2 separate regions of the Homo sapiens genome follow, and region 1 is linked to region 2. The links are chromatin loops, found by intact Hi-C in ENCODE. Cell type or tissue: HepG2. All regions are shown on one strand. Each heading gives the region's core, and the rest is flanking DNA. Links, peaks and the distances in the headings are about the cores only.

Region 1 (9,705 bases), core at 985-8,984, 48 kb after region 2:
CTCTTCTTTTTTCCTTAAAAACCTAACTCTAACTGCTGGTAATCAGAGTGTATATTCAGGGCAACTTGAATCTATGCTCCTAGGTGGCCATCCTCAAACTATGAGTCAAATAAACTATATAACTAGTATATATAACTATATATATATAACTATAACTATAATTATTATCACTCCACCATCAGCAAGCTTTGAGGTTATTTCAGGATTCTGCTATCACTCAGTACTACTATGAAAATTCTGTACCTGTCTCTGAAGGCATGAGTTTCTCTGGGGATAGCTGCAGGAGTGGAATAGCTGGGTGAGGTCCACGTGCATGCTCTACAAAATGACTATTTCCAAAGTGTTCTGGCAATGGAGGAGAGCCTTCCTTGCTCCACATCCTCCACAACACTTGCTGTCACCTGGCTTTGTAGTCAGTGCTCCTTTGGTAGGTTTACAGTGGCAACTTCCTGTCTCCACATGCCAGTCCCAAAGGTGGGATCAGGTGTTTAGCTCCCTATGAGTCAGCTCCTGAGGCCGCCTTCTGGGAGTTGTTAGAGGGCCAAGGAGAACAACAGGGTCTTTGGTGCTGGAAGGAGTTGGGTCTGCCTTCCAGATCCCCCACCAATAGGCTGTGCTACCTTAGGTAAGTGCCATGACCTCACTGAGCTTCCATTTCTGCCAAATGAGGATGGCTCCTAACGTGCAGAGCTGTCAATGACGAATGCCCAACTGAAGATCTTGTAAAGCACCAAGCAGAGTGCAGTGGCTGTGGTTGTTCTGTTCTACCCTTTGCCTCTCATTCGTAATTTTGTCTCCAGGTTCTAGAACTGCCATACTTACGCCCTCTTGACACTGATTCCAGTTGTTCATTGCTAGGGTTTGAATGTGTCCTGCAAAGTTCAGGCAGGATCTTTAAGAGGCGATTAGGCCATGAAGGTTCTGTCCTCATGAATGGATTAATGCCGTCATTGTGAGAGTGGGTTAGTTATTGTGGGATTGGGTTCCTGATAAAAAGATGAGTTAGGCCCCCTTCCCTGCTCTCTTTCTTGCATGTGCTCTCTTGGCCTCTCACCTTCCACCAGAGGATGATGCAGCAAGAAGGTTCTGCCAGATGCTGGCTCCTTGACTTTGGACGTTTCAGCCTCCAGAACTGTAAGAAATACATTTCTTAAAAAAATTACCCAGCCTGTGGTATTCTGTTACTGCAACACAAACAGACTAAGACATCCATCTTGGCACATCTAAATGACAGTTGCTTCAAAGGTCTTTGTTTTGTTTCTGATGGATCAAGACAACTGCTCAAAGAACAGATCACTTGGGGAAGAATCTTATATAGCAAATTCCTCTATGGTTTTGCTGTCAGAGAAGAAAGCCTTGTGGCTCCATCTGATTCAGTGATGTGGTTGATCTGGGGCATATTTAAGTCTAAGTGACAAAGCTGGATTAGCAAAGGCTCTGCTAGGCTGGGTCTGTGTGTACATGGCCTTGATAGATATACTGGTTTGATGAAATGCAAATATCTGACAAAGACTATGGGAACACAAGCCTTCTTTGTCATGTTTTATTGCGATCTGGGGGGTCCTAACTCTTTTATAAGAGGGGGATAGGGAAGGAGAATGAAGGGGACTGAGTATTGGCCCTGAGCCAGTCCAGTCTGAGCTCAGGACTTTACTCACTGGATCTCAAGAAAGAGGTAGGTCTCTTACATCATCCTGAAAACAGAATGGGAGGTTTATTTCAGTGACTTCTCAGAAAGAAAAAAAAAATCAGTAGTTCTGCAATGGCTTTGTTTTCTGACTTTCTTATATAAAGGGATTTGGAGTGCTCAATTTTACTTATCATCAGAGAAATCAGATTAAACCACAATGAGATAACTCTTCACACCAACCAGAATGGTAAAATGAAAAGAATGGCAAAATCAAGTGTTGATGAGGATGTGGGAGAGCAAGAACTCTCCTTTGCTGATAGCAACTGTACAACCACTTTAGAGCCCTGGTTAGCCGGATCTATTACTAGGATCTACCAGTATGCTATGACCCAGCAATTCCCTTCTCATTGATATACCCAATAGAAATGTCTACATTAGTTCACCAACAGCCCTGCCCTATAGAATATTCACAGCAGGACTATTCAAAATAGCCCCAAAATGAGAACTATCCAAATGCCTGTTACAGTGGAATAGCTAAAGCATGGTACATCACACAATGGAATATTACACAGCCATAAAAATGCACACACTGCAATGACACACAACAATGTGAATGATTCTCACAAACATAATGTTGAACAAAAGAAACTGGACTCAAAATAATACATACTGTGTGATTCTAGTTACATGAAAAACAGAGATAGTCAAAACTGATATATGCATTTGGAAGTTAGGATAGTAGTTACCCTTGGGAAGGTGGTGGTTAGGTGAGGACACAGCGGGCTTCTAGGGTGCTGGTCAGGTGCTACTTCTTGATCTGGGTTCAGGTTGCACACAGGTATTCAGTTAATGAAAATCCATCATGCTATACTCTTTCCATATAACATACTTCTATCAAAAGTTAAAAAAAGATTGGCAGGTGGCTATTACCTTTAGCCTGCACCCAATGGAGGTCAACTCATAGGTGGGAAATTCATGGATTTGAAAACTTAGGTGCAGATAAGACCTCAGACATCATTCAGTACAGAGAGCAGACATTCAGGGATTAAATCCTTACTCCTCTATTTACCAGCTATGTGCCATTAGGCAATCTACTTAAACTCTCTGAACCTCCATTTCTCTATTTGTAAAATGGGATAATGGAATTTATCTAGGAGAGCTGTTATAAGGATTAAGGGCAAGAATGCAAACTCTTAGCCAGTGCTTAGCAAATGTCAACTATTATTAGCATGATTATTATCCAGTACAATATGCATTCATTCATTCATTCATTCACAATAATTAATTAAATACTGTACAAGATACCAGGGTGGGCAAGACACACCTGATCCTTACCCTCACAGAGCTTACAGTCTAGTCTGGCCTCTTCCTGGACCCACAGTAGTGTTGGAAACAGAAGACACGGTCCCCCCATTCAGGTTTGGCAGGCAAACATTCACTGATAGACACACTCTGGAAGTAGCTCTGGGAGCTTCAATAGCCTGGCAATCACTTGGATTATTTGGTTATGAGAGGTGGTGTGGTTTAGAGCCAGGCTGCCTGGGTTCAGATCCCAGATCCTCCACTTACGAGCTGTGGAATTTTTTTTTTCTAGCTGTGGAATTTTAGGCAAATTCTTTATCTCCCTTATGCCTATTTCCTCATCTGTGTAAAGGAGTAGATAACAGAACCTGTCTCGTGGGTTGTTGGGAAGATTTAACAGTGTAATCTATGTAGAGGATATAAAATGATGCTGGGTACAGAGTAGGTGCTATGATGTGTTAGTGGTCCTTGTTGATCTTGTTATAAATAATCAAGGATTCTCACACTGACCACAGCTAGATGACAACCCGCAGAGAGCCAGACAGACCTCCTTGGTGTCTGTGAAGAAATCCAAGTCACTCCAGCAGCACTGTGGAGTTCTCAAGAATATGCCTAACTCATGGGTGTCTACTCTACAGCCATGCTTGCACGGGTGTGAAATGGTTTGTAAGTCATCCCTTGCTATGGTTAACACAGTAGCAAAAGCACAGAAGCAGCCCAGATGTCTGTGAATAGGAGGTTGGTTAAAAAGTCCATGACTCACTCAAAGAAAGAAATATTAGCCCTAAGAAAGAACAAGGCAGCTGCATGTGAAATGATGTGAAAAGATTTCCAAGAATATTATTAAGTGCAAAAAGCAAGAGGCAGTGCATTTACTTCCTGTGTTTTAAAAAAACAAAACCAAAAAAGAATTGTACATGACCAGGTACTTCGGTAATGTGACTTTTGGTAATGTAGTTGGCTTTGGAGGGGACACTGGGGCATAGGAGTGGGAGGATACCTTCTTTTCACTGTATGTTCAGTTGTTCCTTTTGAATTTTAACCCATATGCATGTTTTATTTTTTAAAAGAGTAATCCAGTGACTAGGGCCAATTCAGAAATCAGCACTACAGTTCATTGTACTGTTAAACATCTTTTGCTGCTCTCTGAGCAGATGGCCCTGGGAGGGGTTGGGCCAGGGCCAGCGGGAAACCTCCCTCCCCTATGGGTGTATGGGGAGCCTGTGGCTAGGCACATGCCTCCAGCTGGGTCTGCTTGCATGGCCAAAGGGCTGGGGTGAAGAACTGAAGCTGGCAAAGACAGTGGGCTCCAGCAGCCTGGCAGAGGCCACACACACAGGACAAGGTCACGGTCCTAATATCTGGGTCTGGCCTTGGCACCTTTCCAGGGGAAAACTCATGGGACAAAGGCTCATTGCAAGCACCAGGAAAGGGCCTCCATTGCAGCTGCTTCTCTTCATTCATGGGGCAATTCCACAGTGGACCTTGGGGCCAGAGAAGACCAATCTGTTCTGGAAACAGATTTGGAGGGGCCAGTGTTTTCCTGGCCTGCTCTGGGCCATCAGTGGAATGGAAAGAGCCCAAAGGAACCTTAATTCTTAATTCTTCGTCCATGTGCTCAGCTGAAATATAAAGATTCTTTTCAGAGCCCTCCCTGAAGTAGCCCTCCAGCTTTGGGACACACACAGCATTGTGTGCAGAGACATTTCCTATAGCCAAGCAAAAGCGACAGAGAGGCCCTTTCAGTTTGCTGCAAAATAAGCAGGGCTCTGTCCCAAGACAGGCGGCCTTTGCCTCATGGGCCCCTTGGTAATTCATAGGCTGCCTGAGCTCCATTTACTGCCTACAGTCTATTAGACTAGGGCTTTTCAAATGCCCTTTAGCCAACAATTCTTTATATATATCGATATGAAAAACATATATATATGCGTGCAAACAGATTTTTGTTTTTTTAGACAGAGTCTTGCTTTATTACCCAGGCTGGAGTGCGGTGGCGTGCTGCAGCCTTGCTCTCCCAGGCTCAAGTGATCCTCCTACCTCAGCTTGCCAAGTAGCTGGGACCACAGGTATGCAACACCATGCCTGGTTATTTATTTATTTATTTATTTATTTATTTTTTGAGACAAGGTCTCACTACGTTTCCCAGGCTGGTCTCAAACTCCTGGGCTCAAGCAATCCTTCCACCTTGACCTCCCAAAGTGTTAGGATTGCAGGTGTGAGCCACTGTGCCCAACTGTAAACAGATATTCTAAACTCAGATATCTTTTATACACACACAGACACACATACACACACACACATATATATATATATGTAGTCATACTTTTTTTTTTTTTTGAGATGTAACCTCACTCTGTCACTCAGGGTAGAGTGCAGTGGCGTGATCTCAGCTCACTGCAACCTCCGCCTCCCCGGTTCAAGCGATTCTCCTGTCTCAGCCTCCCAAGTAGCTGGGATTGCAGGCGCCCACCACCACGCCCACCTAATTTTTGTATTTTTAGTAGAGACAGGGTTTCACCATGTTGGCCAGGCTGGTCTCAAACTCCTGACCTCAAGTTATCCACCTGCCCTGGCCTCTCAAAATGCTGAGATACAGGTGTGAGCCAACGTACCTGGCCTATATGTAGTCATATTCTTAATTAAGCTATATATCACTAATATTCATCAAATATGATATATAAAAGATTAAGTATTTGGTACAAAGTGTTCAAACAAGATCTATAGAAGGTTTGCAGAGACATACAAATTTATAAGAGTAACAATACAGCCTCTCTTCTTTTTTTTTTTTTTTGAGGTGGAGTTTTACTCTTGTTGCCCAGGCTGGAGTGCAATGGCGCAATCTTGGCTTACTGCAACCTCCACCACCCGGGTTCAAGCAATTCTCCTGTCTCAGCATCCCAAGTAGCTGGGATTACAGGTGCATACCACCATTCCCGGCTAATTTTTGTATTTTTAGTAGAGATGGGGTTTCATCATACTCGTCAGGCTGGTCTCGAACTCCTGACCTCAGGTGATCCACCTGCCTCAGCCTCCCAAAGTGCTGGGATTACAGGCATGAGCCACCGTGCCTGGCCCTCTCTTCTCTGTTTTTCCAAATCTGGGTCACCATTTAGCCCAATTAATTTCTTCTACTTATAGACGGCAACACCACACCAGTGCTCCCTTTTCCGATGCGATCAATTTACCACACATTTGGGGGGGCCCCTACCATGTGCCAGGCACTGTTCTAGGTTCCTGGGATACAGCAATGAACCAAATGGTCAAAGATCCATGGCCTTGTGGGGTCTGCATCCTAGTGAGGTGACAGACAGCAAACAAGTAATGAAACAGATGTTCACTGTGTGTCATGTAGGGAGAGGGATAGAGAGAAGGGTGTAAGGAAGGACATCCCAAGGAGATGACTGCTGAGTGGAGACCTGGGGGTTGTGAGGGAGGGATTCGCGTGGATATCTGGGACAGTGGGTTCGAGGCAGAGGAATGGCTACCCTCTTGCCCACTCTAGATACACTGCACTCACTCGACAAAAGCCAGCCCTAGTTAGACCCAATTCTCCACCTACTCCATACCCACATCTGTGCAGCTGAACCCTGGCTAGAGAAAAACATGCCACTGTGTTGGCTGGCCTCACTGAGACCCATGCCCAGAATCTTGGGGTGGGGCGCCTTCATGCTTCCCTGGGCCATTCATCCTCCCACTCCCCGGACAACCAATTCCCATGGCAACTTTGCCAGCCTCCCTCTCAGATGCCTTCCTTACTTGCTTATGTCACCAAGAAAATTAAAGCAATCAGAAGAGTTACCACTCTAAGATTCCAACACCTCATGTACTTACCTACCTGATTCTTGTCCAAAACCTTCCTTCCTGTTACTATGGATGAAACATGCATTGAAGTCCAATCCCTCTCTGCTACTCAAGGAAAACTCTCTCCTCTCCCTTCTACATTAGCAATGCTCCTCTCCCATGTCCCTATCTCACTGGGTCATTCCCACCAGTGTTGAAACATGCCCTACCACCTCCTACTATTTATTTATTTATTTGAGACAGGGTCTTGCTCTGTCTCCCGGGCTGGAGTGCAGTGTCATGATCACAGCTCACTGCAGCCTCCACTCCCAGGCTCAAGCAATCTTCCCACCTTAGCTTCCTAGGTAGCTGGGACTAGAGGCGCACGCCACCATTCCTGGTTAATATTTGTATTTTCTGTAGAGACAGGGTTTCATCATGTTGCCCCGGCTGGGCTCAAACTCTTGGGCTCATGTGATCCTCCTACCTTGGCCTCCCAAAGTGCTGGGATTACAGGTGTAGGCCACCACTCCCAGCCAATCTCCCACATTTTTAATTAATTAATTAATTAAAATGTAATTTTTTTTTTTGAGATGGGGTCTTGCTGTCGCCCAGGCTGGAGTGCAGTGGTGTGATCTTAGCTTACTGCAACCTCTGCCTCCCGGGTTCAAGCAACTCTCCTGTCTCAGCCTCCTGAGTATCTGGGACTATAGGCGCACGCCACTGTGCCTGGCTGAGTTTTGTATTTTTAGTAGAGATGGGATTTTTCACCATATTGGTCTCAAACTCTTGACCTCAGATGATCCACCCGCTTCAGCCTCCCAAAGTGCTGGGATTACAGGCGTGAGCCACCGTGACCTGCCTATTTTTTTTTCTAGAGATGGAGTCTCATTCTGTCACCCAGGCTAGAGTGCAGTGGCATGATCTTGGCTCACTGCAACCTCCACCTCCCAGGCTCAAGCGATTCTCCTGCCTCAGCCTCCCAAGTGGCTGGGATTACAGGTGTGCGCCACTATGCCCAGCTAATTTTTGTATTTTTAGTAGAGATGGGGTTTCACCATGTTGGCCAGGCTGGTCTCAAACTCCTGGCCTCAAGTGATCCACCTGGCTTGGCCTCCCAAAGTGCTGGGATTACAGGCGTGAGCCACCGCACCTGGCCCACATTTTAAACAAATTGAAAAACCCTCTCTTCATGGCACTTTTCCCTCTAATTCACTTTACCCAACAAAACTCCTAGAAAGAGTTGCATAGATGGCTGTCTCCGTCTCTCCTTGCACTTGTTCTTCTTCTGGTCTCTGCTCAGGTGTCACTTGCTCAGTGGGACCTTCCCTGACCCTTGTGTTTAAAATTGCACCCCTCCCTATGTCCTCTTTCCTGCTTCATTTTTCACCATAGCTCCCATCCCTTTCTAATATGTACTGTAAGGCATGCACCTATTCTGTTTATTGTCCATCCTCCCCACTCAAATGTACTAGAATGGAAGTCCAAATAGGACAGGGATGTTCATCTGTTTTGTCCACTGCTGTATCCCCAGCACCTAGGAAAGGGCCCGGGGCATTACAGGTGCTCAGTACCATTTGTTCTGTGAGTGAATGCATGATAAGGGCAAGGGCAAGGAACAGCAAAGAAGTCCATGTGTCTGAATGGAGCAAGAGGAAAGGATAGTGGAAAATTTGGAGGCAGAGGAGGCAAGGCACCAGATCACATAGAGCCAAGGAAAGGATCTAAGTGTGGTTCAGGATGCCATTGGAGGGTTTGCACTAGGGAAAGCCATGATCTGACTGATGTTACTGAGATTCTGGGCAGGTCAAGTAAAAAAAATTCACATTCCATGAGTGTGTCCCTGTGGCAGGCAGTTTTTGTATCTGTGTATCATGAACAATTGTCCTGCCTCAGCCTAAAGCTTTCCTAAAGGAAAGCTGGGTGTCGAAAATGGTACCTGTTGCACAGGCAGGGCCATGGGAAGGAATGATCACTGCTTTGCAGGGGCTCCATGCTTTACAGCTTGCTATGGACTGAATGTTTATGCCCACTGCCCCAACATTCATATGTTAAAATCCTACCGCCCAAAGTAATGGTATTAGAAGGTGGGACTTTGGGGCCGGGCACGGTGGCTCACACCTGTAATCCCAGCACTTTGGGAGGTTGAGGCAGGCAGATCATGAGGTCAGGAGATCGAGACCATCCTGGCCAACATGGTGAAACCCTGTCTCTACTAAAATACAAAAAAATTAGCCGGGTGTGGTGGTGTGCGCCTATAGTCCCAGCTACTCGGGAGGCCGAGGCAGGGGAACTGCTTGAACCCGGGAGGTGGAGGTTGCAGTGAGCCAAGATCACGCCACTGCACTCCAGCCTGGCGACAGAGCGAGACTGTATCTCAAGAAAAAAAAAAAAAAAAAAAGAAGGTCATGAGGGTAGAGCCCTTATGAATGGAATTAGTGCCATTAAAAAAGAGGCCTGAGGGAGCTTGGTCACCCTTCTACCATGTGAGGACACAGGCAGAAGGTACCATCTATGAACCAGAGAGCAGGTCCTCACCAAACACCCATTGACAAAAGGAGTCAAACTCTGTAAAATATTTGAAGAGATTTATTCTGAGCCAAATATGAGCAACCATGGCCTGTGACACAGCCCTCAGGAGATCCTGAGAATATGTGCCCAAGGTGGTTGGGGCGCAGCTTGGTTTTGTACATTTTAGGGAGATGTGAGACATCAATCAAATACATTTAAGATATATATTGGTTGCATCCAGAGAGGTGGGACAACTCAAAGAGGGGGGTGGTGGGGGTGAGGGCTTCCAGGTTATAGGTAGATTAAAAATTTTTCTAACCAACAATTAGTTGAAATAGTTATCAATATAAAAAAAGTCTAGGTTGTGATAAGAGACTGTGGAGACCAAAGTTTCATCATGCAGATGAAGCCTCCAGGTAGCAGGCTTCAGAGAGAATAGATTGTTGGGCTGGGTGCAGTGGCTTATGCCTGTAATCCCAGTA
Region 2 (9,705 bases), core at 1,028-9,027:
TACAGACAGTTTTAACACCTGGCAGACTAGCCTTTCTTCATTTCTTTTCTTATAATTATTTTACCTCTTCTCACCTGTTTATTTTTCTCAGCAAAACTCTGCATAATTTGTTAAGTTTCCCCAAAATCACCATGACATTTCAATTGAAATGTGGTTAAACTTAGAATTAATTCAGGAAGGTTTCACATCTTTACCTCATCCAAACTTTCATCCTAGCTCATGGTCTGTCTCAAGTATTTTCTTTTCTTTTGTGTTCTTGTAGAATAGAATCTCTTTCTGCTATATTTTCTGACTGATAATGGCTGGCATATTTTTCTTCTGTAAAACCACATTGACACCAACATTTGTTTTATTTCAGTTAAGATTTATTGTGAGTTGATAGTCTTCTTAATGTTGTCAAATAAAGGTTAATACCATGGAAATCTGATCAGTTAAGAAAAATATATGTAGACTGATAAAAAACTATAAGAAAGAATTAATCTATTAATCTAATAGATTAATCCAAGTAACATGAATCCTCTGGAATATATGAGGAAAATAACTCATTATTTTCTTAGTATAATTGATTTTTTAAATCTTTTAAATTTTTTTAAATTTATTTTTATTTTTTGAGGCAGGGTCTCACTCTGTTGTCCAGGCTGGAGTACAGAGGCACAATCTGGGCTTATTGCAGCCTTGACCTCCTGGGCTCAAGCAGACCTCGTGCCTCAGCCTCCCAAGTAGCTGGGACTGTAAGCACATGCCCCTACGCCCGGCTAATTTTTGTATTTTTTCTTTTTATAGAGATGGTGTCTCACTGTGTTGCCCAGGCTAGTCCTGAGCTCCTGGGCTCAAGCAGTCCTCCCTCCTTGGCCTCCCAAAGTGCTGGGATTATAGGCATGAGCCACTGCACCCAGCCTACTGTCCTTTTAAAAAGATGTAATTGAGAAAAATTGCATATATTTATGGTGTACAATGTGTTGTTTTGATATATGTACACATTGTGGAATGATTAAACCAAGGTAATTAGCATATCCATCACCTCACACATATCATTTGTTGTGATGGGAATGTTAAAAATCTACTCTCTTAGCAATTTTCTACTAAATAATGCATTGCTATTAACTGTAGTCACCAGGATGCACAGTAGATCTCCAGAACTTATTCCAATGGCATATAATTTTTTAAATTTTTATTTGCATATTTGTTTTCTATCCTAATTCCCTACTGATCTTACTTTAACAGGTAAAATCCTCTTAGATTTTCTAGGATTCTATGATCAGCAAATAAGGATGTTTTCTTCTTCTAATAGTTATGCCATGGTGTCTGATTATTTTCTTTATTATACTTTTTAGAAAACCCTATGCAGTGTTAAAGAATGCTGGCTACAGGCAGTCAGGTCTTATTTCCAGATATAAATGCAACAAACGCTTCCCTGGTTAGATGTGATGTTGGCTGTTGGTTTGGGATGGATAGTCTCTGTCATGTTAAGGAAGCAGCCTTCTGGTTTTGTTTATCAGCACTCATATTAGGAATGGGAGTTATATTTTACTTAATGCCTATTGTCCAGTTGTTGAGGTGATGTATTATTTGCTTTTAATTTTCCCTTTTGCCCTTTAGATATGATTTATGTTCAGTTAATTGATTGCCTAATATTGAGATATCCTCAGATAAATTCATATTGACCATGTCATGGTAGACTTAATATACCATTAAATTCTGTTTGGGAAAAAAAATCTATTTGCAAAAAAATCTATTTGCTGGGGTTATATAGAATTTTGCAGTTATTTTACTAAGACTAGCTTTTTCTCAATATGCATTGTTAGGTTAGTGAAAGAGGGTTTCACTGACTTCACAGAGGGAATGAGTTGCCTCTGTCTTTTTTTATTTTTTTTGAGACAGAGTCACACTGTGTCGCCCAGGCTGGAGTGCGGTGGTGCCACCTCAGCTCACTGCAACTTCCGCCTCCCGGGTTCAAGCAGTTCTTGTGCCTTAGCCTCCTGAGCAGCTGGGATTACAGGCACGTGCCACCATGCCCGGCTAATTTTTGTGTTTTTAGTAGAGACGAGGTTTTGCCATGTTGGCCAGGCTGGTCTCAAACTCCTGACTTCAGGTGGTCCGCCCACCTCAGCCTCCCAAAGTGCTGGGATTACAGGTGTGAACCACAGCGCCCGGCCACCTCTTTTTACTGTGTTACAGCAGACTTCAGGACAAGATCTTAACTTGTTCCTTGCTGAATAGACAGACACCCTTAAGGGAGGGAGGTATTAGGCCCTGACAAGCTGCAGCCATATTATATTATATTTTGCAGACTTTTATTATCTTCTTAAGCAGGAAACATGGCTCTTTCATTTAGCTTTGGTGGTCACATTAAGTCTTTTTTTTTTTTTTTTTTTTTTTTTTTGAGATGGAGTCTTGCTCTGTCGCCCAGGCTGGAGTGCAGTGGCGCGATCTCGGCTCACTGCAAGCTCCGCCTCCCGGGTTCACACCATTTGCCTGCATCAGCCTCCTGAGTAGCTGGGACTACAGGCCCCCGCCACCATACCCAGCTAATTTTTTGTATTTTTAGTAGAGACGGGGTTTCACCATGTTGGTCAGGATGGTCTCGATCTGACTTCGTGATCCGCCCGCCTCGGCCTACCAAATTGCTGGGATTACAGGCGTGAGCCACTGCGCCGGCCCCACATTAAGTCTTTTAAGTAGCCTGCTGTTAATTCTGTCGTAGTCTTTTCTATAAAACAATACTGATCCAATTTGTGATAAACTCACCCACTCTCATCGCAGAATATATATTTCGCCCGTTCATCTTCCTTCTTTGGCCCACTTTATCTGTCTACCTCCTTCATTTTGTTTCTCCCAGGAAGGACTGATGTAAATGGGATTTTCAGAAACTCCCTCCAGCATGCCCCTCTCTGCATCTGGAATACAGGGGTCAGAGGATCTACTCTGTCTAGGGTCCTTCCTCTCCCTGGCAGGTCTTATGGTAGTGTACACTGTGGTTTGCCTCTATCAGTCTGTCCTTCATTTCTGTGACCAGATCTCCAACAGGACATGTTCTAAAGAAGTGTGGTAGAAACTAGCCCATTTCAAACTTTGCACCGTGATTTTTCTACACGTCACCCCACTGGGGCTTTTGTGATCAGTTTTATAATAAAGAGTGGATCTAGATTGAACCTTAGTTTTGCTACAGTGTTTCATTCAGTCATTCCATAAACATTTATTGAGCGTGTACTATGTGTCAGGCAGTGTTCTAGGCATTTGTAGGAAAGCGGGAGAGAGCAGTTGGAGCAGTGGACATTGTGTTCATTTCAGTTGCAGTCCTCCCTGAAGTTTTACAGATCTATAGCAACTCATTTTTTTTCAGTTCAAAGAAGCAGTGGGAAACCTATGTCTCCTGCTCTCCCCCATGAGATGTGTATTGTTTTTTCCTGAATGAGCAGCTGGGGACATAGCCCAGGCAAGTGAGGAGTCGTATGTACCAGGAATGTCCCCCTAGGTCATTACTCATGGGTATTAGGTGCCCCCAGGAGAGAATGGGGAAATGATGCCTCCTGCCTCTCCCAGCATCTGAGGAGGGTTAATGTAACAGAGTGTTGAAAGTCCTTTGCAGACAGAAGCACTATATTGTGATAGGGCCTTAATATTGTCTTCTCAGACTGTCAAGTCATTCCTGTCCCAAGGATCTGGGACAGCTTTTATGCATATTTCATTTTTTCTAAAACACTTACCTTTCATATACCTTCAGTTTTATTCCTGCATCTTAGAAAGATAACTCCAGAATGACTAAAGAAAACATGGTCCACCAAGGTGGCATGTCAGAAATGACCATTCCTAGAGTTCCCCTGAGAGGCTGATTTTCAAAGAAGTTCTCCCCAAAGAGCAACAGAATTGAGATCTATATCTTAAGGGAGATGTGAAGTCCTCTTGGCATAATGGCCATTATTGCCCTGGATAAAAAGCAAACATTTTAGAGACGCCGAAAGTACTTAGAACCTAACAGTCCTCTATCAATTGCTTAAAGAGTAAACAGAGACCTTTTATAAGAAACAGACCCAGCGTCTTGGCAGTTTGCAAACAGGATGAGGAAATCTTTTTTTCCTTCCTGAAGCTTCGGATCTGAGAAGCTAAAGACACCACATCTGAATTCACAAAGTTTCTTTTGTTTACCATAATATTGTCCTATCTAGATGAGGGTGGTAGCTGCTTGCCTAGGGAAATTTTGAGTATTTGGAGCCACTGACACTGTTTCTAGACAAAAGACTCAAGGGTTCCTTTGCTGGTCAACAGTAAAAGAGCAGAAAATCATCTAACAGGCACACTGGCTCACTCTTGTAATCCCAGCACTTTGGGAGGCCGAGGCAGACAGATCACCTGAGGTCAGGAGACCAACCTGGCCAACATGGTAAAACTCTGTCTCTACTAAAAAAATACAAAAACTTAGCCAGGCGTGGTGGCACATGCCTATAATCCCAGCTACTCAGGATGGGCTGGGGCAGAAGAATCGCTTGAACCTGGGAGGTGGAGGTTGCAGTGAGCTGAGATTGTGCCACTGCACTCCTGCCTGGGCGACAGAGTGAGAATCTGTCTCAATTAAAAAAAAAAAGAAAAGAAAAGAAAAGAAAGAAAGAAAGAAAATCACCAAACAGCGAGCTCCTTGGTGGTGCTCGTGTTGGAGACGTAATTTCACCATCCTGAAAAATGACCCAACAGGCAACAGCTTGGATGGATCTTAGGGGAATATGCTGATTGAAAGAAGCTAATCACTAAAGCAATCTACCATATTATTCCATTTATATAACAGTCCTGAGATAACACAATTGTAGAGATGGAGAACATATTCATGGTTGCCATGGGTTAGGAGTTGTGGGTGGTGGCCATAAAAGAGTGGCGCTAGGGAGCCTTGTGATGATGGAACTCTTCTGGCTCTTGGCTGTGTTAACTGATGGTGGTTACATGAAACTACACATGGTTATGCTAAGTTACACACACACACACACACACACCCCCACACCCACATACACACACATTAGTTATTAAACTGATGGAATCCAAATAAGCTCTGTGGATTGCATTCATGTCAACTTCCTGGTTTTGATATTGTGATATAATCATGCCAGCTGTGACCATTGGAGGAGGCTGGGTGAAGGGTGCACAGGACCTCACATAGGACCTCCTGAACATTTCTTTGTAACTTCCTGTGAATCTATAATTATTGCAGAATAAAGGATTTTTTAAATTGCCTTTCTAAACTCATAAGTCTTGAGTGTTGAGATTCTAATTCTGGAAAATAATATAGACTATGAGAGGAAGGAAGGGAGGAAGGAATTTATTTCCAATTGAAAGTTTTATTTTTTATTTTTATTTGTTTATTTTTTGAGACAGGGTCTCACTCTGTTGCCCAGGCCTGAGTGCAGTGGCATGATCACAGCTCACTGCAACCTCAACCTCTCAGGCTCAGGTGATCCTCCCGCCTCAGCCTCCTGAGGAGCTGGGACGTAGGCATGCACCACCACATCTGGCTAATTTTTTATTTTTTTGTAGAGACTAGGGCCTAGGCTAGTCTTGAACTCCTGGGCTTAAGTGATACCTCCACCTCAGCCTCTCAAAGTGCTAGGATTATAGGCGTGAGCCACCACACCTGGTCTGAAGAAGGTTTTAACACCTACACATACACACACACCTAACCAGATCCAACCATTCATCTTACTACTGTCTGAGGCAGGCATTCCTCCTGCTGTGTGTGGCAGAGTACGTGGAATGTGCCTGCAGGAGCACTCGGAGCCCTGGCTGGCCTGTCCTCAGGGCACTGCTCCTGGGGAGTGAACTCACTTCTGTATGTGCCCAGCTTCGGGAGAAAAGTGCCTACAACCATCTGCAGAAAATCTGTCCAGTTTCCAGTGTGCCTCTCTGGGCTTCTTGAAGCAAAGCGAAACCTAATTTTTAAATTGAAAAGCATGTCTATACGTGTTTTGTAAAGCATTCAACGTTACAAGAGAGTGTGTCCTAAGCTGTCACTCAGTTGCTTCCCAGAGAACCTTTGTCACCAATGCTATGTTTAATCTGACAGAAGCATGTGGTGGATGGATGTGACATGTCTACCTTTATAGAGATGTTAACATCCTATACAAACATTTTTTGCTCTTACTGTTCTTTAGAGTAGTTCTGTATCAACACTATTCCATTCTTTTTTTAACAGAGATAGGGTGTCCTAACCAGTGAATGTAGTGATGGGCATTTGGGTGATGGTCCTTCTTTTGCTCTGTGTGTGTGTGTGTGTGTGTGTGTGTGTGTCTTTGTCTTTGTGTGCCTCTTTGAGATTAGTCCCTTGTCCAAAATATGTTATTTAAAATAAGTAAGATCTCCTTAACATTTCTGTTTCTCTGGCCATTTTTATAGTTCTGTGTGACTTTTCCTTCTCAATATTTGCCTCTGGTGTGTGACTCGTGATCTCCAAGTAATCCATCAGCACCTTAATTTTGAGAGCACAGTGAGAGAGCCTTTACGTCCCTTAGGGATTCTGAAGGAATTCTCCCTCTTGAGGTCTCAGTCCACAAATCTATTTTTCTTCATAAAATAATTTGGGATGACTTTCTTTGTAGCTTTTTATAAAAAGTGGTTGTGAAATGTAGCTATTGTGTTTTGCTGTCTTTACACTGTACTCATTAACTTCAACAAAATTATAAACGTAAAAATCATGTAAAAGTATGTGTGATAATTACAGGGGAGAATAAGATACCCACTGATGCTCTGATAGTTTTTTATACATGAATGTGTGTGCTGTGTAGATGTTGCTGTTTCAAAATACTGTCAATGAAATTATTTCTCTGTGTAAAGGATAAAGCAAAGTGGCCTCCTTCCTATTCACTTCCTTGGAATTGCCAAGGCTACATGAGGCATAGCAGGGATCGGACGCCGCAGAGTCCCTGACTCTTCCCCCCTGGTGTGTCTATGAGTGCAGGGGTGAGGAGATGAGGTGGAGGCAGGCCTGAAGATGGCCACCAGGAGAGGACTGCCATCCACAGAAGCCATGATCACTCTGGGGTGCCATGGTGACATGGTGACCTCACCACCTCTCAGTGGGAAGAGGAGGCTTGTTTCGGTTATTCTGCAGGAAAGTCTGCAATAGTAGCTCTCTCAGAGGAGGGGAAGGAAGGGGGTGGGCTGTGGGCCATAGCCGACCTTGTCAGGTAGGCTTGTGTGCCAGGGCCTTGCCACTTCCCAGCCTGTGTTTAGACTGTGTGTCCTGAAGGCCAGCTCTCCACCTGACCTCTCCCCTTGGCATTACCACATAAAGGAATCATTGTATTTTCCACGCAAGTGTTAGGTATTCTTACTTCCCTAAAATGAGCAAGGAGGCGAAAACGCTACATAAAAACCAGGGTCCTGAGTTTCTGTTCCTCACTGCTGAACAGGATGGCCCCACTCCCATCTATATGGAAATGTTGGCAGGGGCCCAGGCTACTATAAATAAGCATCCTGACTGCTCCAGGAAGGCTGGGCTTCCTCATTTTTTTTAAAGTGGAATTTGTAACAGCTTCTGCCCAGAACATTTGTGTCCAAGGTCCTTTCATCTCCCAGGCATCCTGTACAACTGCCATACGGAGGTTTTGGAAATCTTCCCGCTGCAGCTGGGTCACAGGACAAGCCACACAGGACCAGCTCACTAAAAGAAGTGATGATCTCTCTTCTGTGACCTCCGTCTCATATTCAGATGTGAGTTTTAATAGGATTCCATCTGAGGAACAAGCAGGAATCTTCTTTCTCCTTCTGCCAAAAGGCACATCTGTTAGACACAGAATAGGTTCATTAGCAAGCGCAAAAGCCCCGGGCCACAGGAACCATCTGGGCAGCAGGAATCTGTCTTTCATACCACATGATCCTCAGCTCCTAAGGAGTCTTCACTTCCCTCAGGCTGACTGGCAACACAGGGTTACAGCAAGAGTGCCAGGTAGTAAAACATGGAAAGCTACAACAAATAAGGCTATGGCACTGGCACAAGAACCAAGACAGGTCAACAGAACAGAATGGACTGATGGACAGTGCAAGTCAGAGCGGTCGGTGGAACTCTCAGTTCCAGTCCACAACAAGATAAGGAGCTTGTGCTAGCTCCTAAGTCAGCTGTGTCACCGAGGACACCGCTGAGTTAGGCTACCATTTTTTTTCCCTCTCAATGAAGGAGGTGATGTGTTGATTTACATTCTGGCCCAAGTTATTTACCTTATGGCAAACAGGCACTTTGAGTAGCTCAGAAGTGAACAGTTTTTGAAACAGTCCCTGGTATAATACTTGAAAGAAAAATCACAAACCAATAGGGAAGGGAAGATATATTCAACAAATTGGGTTTGGAAAGTTGACCATGTTATTTTTTTTTAAATAATGTTTTTTCACAGTAAACACAAAAGAAATTACTAATAGATTTGAAAGTTAAATGGAGAAGAAAATGAAATCATGAAAAGAACCTAAAAGAAAAATCTTAAACTGATCTCACAGGACGAAAAAATGTTAAATATTTTTTCAAATTAAAAAAGTAATAAAATATCCCTTGTAGAAAATCTGTAACATAGTCTTTAAAAAAGAAAGAGAAGGCTGGGCACAGTGGCTTATGCCTGTAATCCCAGCACTTTGGGAGGCTGAGGCAGGCGGATCGCTTGAGGCCAGGAGTTTGAGACCAGCCTGGCCAACATGGTAAAACCCTGTCTCTACTAAAAATACAAAAATTAGCCAGGCGTGGTGGTGCACACCTATAGTCTCAGCTACTCAGGAGGCTGAGGCACAAGAATCGCTTGAACCTGGGAGGCAGAGGTTGCAGTGAGCCAAGATCTTACCACTGCACTCCAGCCTGGATGACAGAGTGAGACTCTGTCTCAAAAAAAGAAACAAAGAGAAATTACCCATACTTCTACTCCCCAGAGATACTACTTTGATTTATTTACTACCAATGTTATTACTATTTTATTGCAACTGATATTATTACTATTTCCTTCCAATCTGTTCATATAAAATTTTTATTAAACTAGGGTCCTATTATATATATAATTGTGTGTCATTCTTTGCCATGAAATTAAATATCATTTTAAAACATGGGAAAAAAGAACATACAAAACTGTATTTACAGCATGATCTTGTGGTGGTGGTGGTGTTTTGTAGAGTTGCTTTATATATACAAATAGTTATTAAATACATTAAATTACTATATTTTAAAATAAGTTTAAAATGCTATCTGGGGTTGGGTGCGGTGGCTCACGCCTGTAATCCCAGTGCTTCGGGTGCATCACCTGAGATCAGGAGTTCGAGACCAACCTGGCCAACATGATGAAACCCCATCTCTACTAAAAATACAAAAAATTAGCCAGGCATGGTGGCAGGCGCCTGTAACCCCAGCTACTCAGGAGGCTGAGGCAGGAGAATCGCTTGAACCTGGGAGGCAGAGGTTGCAGTGAGCCAAGATCGCGCCACTGCACTCCAGCCTGGATGACAGAGTGAGACTCTGTCTCAAAAAAAAAAGTTAAAAATGCTATCTGGCTGAACGTGACTTTTATTTTTATATTTTGGGCCTTTCCAAATTTTCTGCAAGGAGTGTGTACACTACATTTGTCATCAAGGAAGATAAAACAAAAAGTTGTCATTCACAACCCAGTGTTATTGGGGCTGGTTTTGGTGGAATTGACTCCCTCTGTCACAAACTCAGCTTCAGCCCATACCCTGAGCCATAGACCTATCCCTCTA

The links. Hi-C counts contacts between places; a loop is a spot of excess contacts. Peaks named below come from ENCODE experiments on the same cell type or tissue, not always from the same donor. Only the 100,000 strongest peaks of a DNase experiment are listed, where the experiment ranks them.
Region 1: it touches region 2 in a loop (2.2-fold over the local background); 18 of 110 quality-filtered maps call a loop at or near these places.

What each region holds. Positions count from the first base shown.
Region 1 is chr3:45,578,980-45,588,684 of GRCh38, forward strand. No RefSeq gene overlaps it. Among named protein-coding and RNA genes, the nearest start is that of LIMD1, 11 kb to the right of the region's middle. In HepG2, for the core only: no CTCF peak of the experiment used is centred there; a DNase peak (open chromatin) is centred at 4,322; H3K4me3 peaks cover 472 bases.
Region 2 is chr3:45,530,786-45,540,490 of GRCh38, forward strand. All of the region lies in intron 20 of LARS2 (leucyl-tRNA synthetase 2, mitochondrial), which reads left to right. Among named protein-coding and RNA genes, the nearest start is that of LARS2-AS1, 26 kb to the left of the region's middle. In HepG2, for the core only: no CTCF peak of the experiment used is centred there; no DNase peak of the experiment used is centred there.